2 separate regions of the Homo sapiens genome follow, and region 1 is linked to region 2. The links are chromatin contacts, found by Hi-C or POLR2A ChIA-PET in ENCODE. All regions are on one chromosome and are shown on one strand. The core of a region is the stretch at or near the end of the contact, and the rest is flanking DNA. Distances in the headings are between cores, read along the strand shown. Region 1 overlaps MAPRE2 (microtubule associated protein RP/EB family member 2). Region 2 has its middle 16 kb from the start of MAPRE2.

What was found. Hi-C counts contacts between places; a loop is a spot of excess contacts on that map. ChIA-PET counts read pairs that join two places held with the same protein, here RNA polymerase II (POLR2A). Pooled maps may share reads with other maps.
Region 1: a loop to region 2 is called in a map of gastrocnemius medialis, with 5 times the contacts of the local background. The contact joins two enhancer-like sites. A Hi-C loop is called at or near these places in 48 of 168 maps with a recorded cell type or tissue (B cell, CD4-positive, alpha-beta T cell, CD4-positive, alpha-beta memory T cell and 30 more), 36 of 37 single-sample maps with no recorded cell type and 34 of 50 pooled maps. POLR2A ChIA-PET finds 5 or more read pairs at or near these places in 16 of 52 experiments (CD4-positive, alpha-beta T cell, CD4-positive, alpha-beta memory T cell, CD8-positive, alpha-beta T cell and 11 more).

Annotation. Positions count from the first base shown.
Region 1 is chr18:35,142,821-35,145,525 of GRCh38, forward strand. MAPRE2 (microtubule associated protein RP/EB family member 2) reads left to right here. Exons shown (of 7, transcript NM_014268.4): 7 at 1-650. Among named protein-coding and RNA genes, the nearest start is that of ZNF397, 97 kb to the right of the region's middle. Within about 2 kb of position 1,296, at least 7 of the 41 ENCODE cell types and tissues checked have a DNase peak (open chromatin) inside an H3K27ac peak, as active enhancers do; they include gastrocnemius medialis and heart right ventricle, where a contact is called at or near this core.
Region 2 is chr18:35,023,715-35,026,414 of GRCh38, forward strand. It overlaps a transcript of MAPRE2 not described here. Among named protein-coding and RNA genes, the nearest start is that of MAPRE2, 16 kb to the right of the region's middle. Within about 2 kb of position 1,442, at least 10 of the 41 ENCODE cell types and tissues checked have a DNase peak (open chromatin) inside an H3K27ac peak, as active enhancers do; they include gastrocnemius medialis and heart right ventricle, where a contact is called at or near this core.

The DNA of each region.
Region 1 (2,705 bases), core at 46-2,545, 120 kb after region 2:
ATTCTCTCATCTCGGCATTCAGGGAACAGTTTCCTTAGCGGCCCCTGGTCACATGTCATCGGGCTGGGCAGGAAGCGTCCCTGATTGCGTGCTCCACTTCTCCCTCTCAGGAAGCCCAGTTTCATCCTTAGTACCCCCCCTCGTGCCCGCTGTCGGCTGGTTATAGCACTTCCACTGCTACTGTCAGATAGGAAGTGATCGAAGCAGGGGGCAAAGAGAAAGCCCATATTTGTTCTAAGCAGAAAAGCAGGAAAAAAAAAAAAAAAAAAGAAAGAAAAACACCTGTTGACCTGAGAGAAGTAAATTCCAGAAGGGAACCAAGAACTCTTCCCTTCCCTGGTGAGTATTTCCATTATTCCGTTAAGGTTTAATATGCATTCAGATTACTTTTACTAAATAGGACACCATAAAGCTTTTGTTATATATTAAATGTAAACTGAAAGGAATGTAAACATATGTATTGTTAATTATAAATATAGATAAGTAATGACATAATAGATGAAAAAGTCTTATTCAGATGTATCACATTCATTTTACATTACCCACCTATTGTCGCATGGTAGAATAGTTTTTTGTCTCTGAATATGTGAATAACTTGACTTGCATTGATCTTTTTACATATTTAATAAAAAAAAAAGTATATGTTAAAATCTGCCTGGAGTTACAGATTCTTAAATTTTTATGCTGAAGCTTCCCTTTTCAGTCAGCATGTGAATAGGAATAGATTTGTGTGGATTTACACATCTACCCACATTTTATTATGATTTCCCCGGGGCGGGGGTTGTCTTTGTTTTTATTGATGGCCAATGTTGTTAACAAGAGTTACAGACTCGTATTTGATATCAAATGTAGCAGCTATAATACCTTTTAAAAACTTTACCAAAAAAAAAAAAAAAAAGACATAAAGAGAAAACATTCCCTTGGGAAACATTCCACCTGCAAGCAAACAGAATCCTAGCTCCTGCAGGTCCAGCATACTCCATCTGGACAAGACAGTGCTGGGCAAATAGGAAACTGTGGGAGAAGCAGGCAGATGTTTCTAAGTACAGCTTTGTGGCAGAATGACCTGCTTGACAAAAACCCTTTGAATAAGTGTTTGTTGACTTTAAACGGCAATGATTTATCGACATGAGCTATAATTGTAATAACAATTTAACAGATACAGGAATAGGTGAAAAGAGAAATGTATTTCAACTGGCCCAGTAATCACCTGTGGAGACTGCAGAGCAGGCCACACTGGGATGCAGACGTTACCCTGGAGCCTGCAGGTTACTGGGCTTCAGCTAATACCCTTTTCACCGTGAAGAGTGCCAGCCTTCCCTACGCTGCTTCCAAGCACCACCTAGAGGCCAGTTTGGTTTCTCTACTGTCCTTTGGCCACTATTTTCCAGTCACTTGCCTTTAGGCACATTTCTATTAAAATAAGTGGGAAAATAACAGAAAGCAAAGATGTTACCCCTCTTCTCCATCTACATTCATTTCCTCCCAAGGTACACCACTTGTGACAGAAGTTTGTGAGCCATTACCTGGGTTTGAAATTTCATGCTCAAAGTACATGTGTGTTTCCCATTTAATCCACGAACTCTGGGGTTTTAAACACTTGATCTTAGACATTTGTGCACAGACAAAAATACATGTGATTCATCTTACAAAATGTACACTGGTGGACTCTAGTAAATCTGTCACTGATGGTTCAAAGGTGGCGAAATAACATGCTTGTTCTATTTTATTAAATCTGACATCATTTCTAAAAATTTGTTGCTTCTGGTACTATGGATAGGCTCAAGTCCAGAGACACCCCTTCTCAAAAAAGTTAATGGAATTCCATTGAATTTGAGTTACAAAATGCCAGTTCTCTAAAACACACACAGACAACTTGGTTTCTGACTTGTTTTATTCCTTTTAACTGCTAGAACACAACTATGATCATTAATTAAGGCTGCTATCACTAGTAATAACTTTTACTGACCCAGTTTCTCAGCACTGAGGCAATGTTGCCAAATAGCACAAATGATGGATAAAAACATCTCCGTGGATGTCTAATAGCTCCTGTCTTGCCAAACTAGGAACTCATAAAAGATGTTTTCCACTCATTAGAGGAATCCTGGCTTTATTTGCCTAAAGGAAAGCAAAGCTGAGGAGAAAATCCATTGATCCCTGGAGGACCCTCACGTGGCATTGGTACTTTGGATCACAAGACTGCCCCACGGGCAGACCCCCCAACTCTGAGCCAGACCCCATGTCTTGTATAGATTACGAGTACACAGAAGGTGCATTTACTGAGGCTGTGCTTCTGTTTTGGGTTTACAAATGTCATCAAAATGGAAGACCCAGCTGAAGTTAATTTGTTGGATGCCTTTTTCTCTCAATTCACTGGAAAAAAAAAATGTTTAACTTTTTAGCTTCCAAGTTTTAATTTCTAAAACAGGTTTCTTGTGGTATTTTGCAACGATTTTATCATCAAGCCTGGTGATAAATTGTTTTTAAAGGGTAATGATGTATTAATGTACCTTTGAATTTACGATTCTCAGTAGGAAACTAACCCAAGACCTAAATGTTTTCTTTTCTAGAGAATAAAAAAGTTAAGTACATGTTTCCTTCTGTGTAGCTAACATCCTTCATATTTTTACACTATGGTATTTCTTTAGGTCTTGAAGGTTATCCATATACAATAAAAAAAAATATGTTTAGTAAAATGGTTTTTG
Region 2 (2,700 bases), core at 192-2,691:
CTGAAGAGGACAGGTTAAAAAATGAATATGAAGCAAAGATGAATAATATTTTTAGATTCATTAAAGAGATAATTGAAACTGAAGCCACTGACTAAATGATGCCCAGGATAATTCTTAATTTTTTTATTTACTGATGCCTTGCTGTTTTTCACTGAGTACTATGTCTCCAGGATAGCTGAGGAATCAAAATATAACCATTTTACTATATTGTCAAATATTGTCAAGTATGTACCGTAATAAGAATATGACAACCTAAATTTGTTTTTTATTTAATCACAAATGTCAAATATACTACCATAAAGAACCACCGTAGGGCACAGTAAAAAATAAGTTAAATAACATAATTTTTTGGTCATAATGTTCATATAAACAAAGCGTTGATGCTTCAGGCTAACAGTGTATGCTGGCTCTATCAGACACCTTTCAATGATTTGGTTTGTAGCAGGGGGAAAGTGCCCAAGTGTTATTGCATTAGAAGCACTCAGAGTTCTGGAGCTATCTTGTTCTGGTACCATGAGCTGGGATTTTTAGCAACTTTCAGGTCTTTGTCCTCGTTCCTAAAGGTTTTTAAACTCCTAACTTGAAACTAGGAGGAATAGAGATTTTCTCCAACCCCTCTGTAAATGATGAACTCTGTGTCCCTCTCCCTTTTATTCATGCTCTGACAGCATCCTTGACTCATGAAGTATCTTTTGCAATAGTTGCTGAAAGCCTTTTGACTATAAATGCTGTTTTCTTCAGAATGAAGTAGAACAAAGCATTTTATGCAAATGAACCTATTTCAGTTCTATTGATAACGATATAACTTGCTTTTATTCAGTAAATGAAGAAGAGAATCTGAAGATGAATAAAATTTACTACGAGTATCTGCAGATCAGGATCTGAAAGTTAATTTAACCTTCATTTCCCATTTTGGAGAGAATTATAATCATGCAAAAATTTGGTTCTTACATTTGCCTGGCTGATATTCAAGGGGAATTTAGAAATAGACCTTTTCAGTAAATTTAGTATTGTCCTTTATATCATAGACAATGTTAAGGATGGCAACATCTCTCATTGCTATAGGACATTCTCTTTTGTCAGATAAACTAGTGCTAACCTCTGAGGGGACTGATTCTTTAATTCGTTGCTGCTTGTTTTCTTTCTCCATGTTGTGAGTAGCTATTAATACAATGATGAATTTGCTTGGAGGGTGAGTGAGAAAAATATAAAAAAATACAGGTTAACTATAAATTTTAGAATTATATAATTGGGAAACACTAGAGGGTTATTCTGAAGTCTTTTTAGTGAAATCCAGCTTCTCACCTTGATTAGTACTAGCAAAGCCATATTTCTACTCTTGATCAAATGTGTCCTTTATAGAGTATTTGTACAAAGCATGACATAAGCATGGATTTGCAGCTGTTTCATAACCACTGTGAAGTTTCTTGGCTCTGCTCCACAGCACTGTGTCCAAGTTTCAGGAACTCTTCTCAAGTACTGTGAATGTGGAAGGAGGCCACTTGTGGAATGATTTACTTTACCCAGAGTTGAGTGTTTTGCGTGCAGAATGTGAAGCTGCTGTTCAGCCTGTTGTGTCCAAATGTAAGTGACTGGCCAAAGAAACTTTTTTTGGAGCTTGTCATCCAGCCTCAAAACTTACCCTCTGTGGATCTTTGCATGTTCTAACCATCAATAGGAAATAGCAATGCTATAACTTTTCATTTCTTCCAGCCAATAATCCCCTATGAATTTTTTAGCTGATATTTTAATGAGCTTAAAACATTGTGATTCTGACTTTAATGATGTACTCGATTGTAATTAAAGCAGTTATAAAGATGAGACAGTCGTGGCTGAATGTTCCCAACTCTATGTGCTCTTCACCCTAGGAGGACAGGGACTCAGAGGTAACAACTCGGATACTGTTAACATTTACATCATCAGAATTCATTTCACTAAATTGCCGTCCTCTCTGTAGTTTTTTAATAAAGCAAGCTGAAGTTATTTTCAAACAGTAGCTTAGAAGTCTAGCAGTTCCACTGAACATAGTCCAGTGGAATAATCAGATGTAGTAATAGATTCTTCCAAGAGCATTTATGAAGGATTCCAAATAGGAATGTTTACAGGTTCTTCTCTTTGTTTACCAAGTACAGAGGAAGCTTTGCTTATGCTGATACCAGGTGGCAAAACTAACATTCCAGGTTAGGCCGAAACCAAATTCAATCTTACTCTTTCTATACACGGTGGGGCATAAGTTTCTAAAGGTAGTTAGGTTTTACAGTGCCAAAAGAAAAACTTAGAATTTTTGTCTTGAAATGATAGGGAACCCCTGAAGACTTCTAAAAATGAAAGGAGGGAAGATAGAGCTGGTGGTGAGATGTGAATTGATTGTGAAGCAAGGAAACCTCTCTAGAGAGACTCATGAGGTAGGTGAGAGGAAGGAGCGTGTCTGAAGCAGGGTGTGAGCAGCGGGAGAGGAATGGGCAGGACATACCTGTCCCCCTGTGAAATGAACAGGTATGATGTCTGAATCAGACAGATGGGTAGAGAGGGAAAAACATTCTGAGGATTCAAAGCTAAGTGCTGGCTATCAGTTTAGCTCAAGCAGGAGATCTGGAGAGGGAGCCAAGTAGGAGAGAAGCTTCCTCATTAAATGTACTGTGTATTGTCTAAACCAATGGCCGCAACCTAATTTCTGTGCATGCCTCTGACCTGCTTATT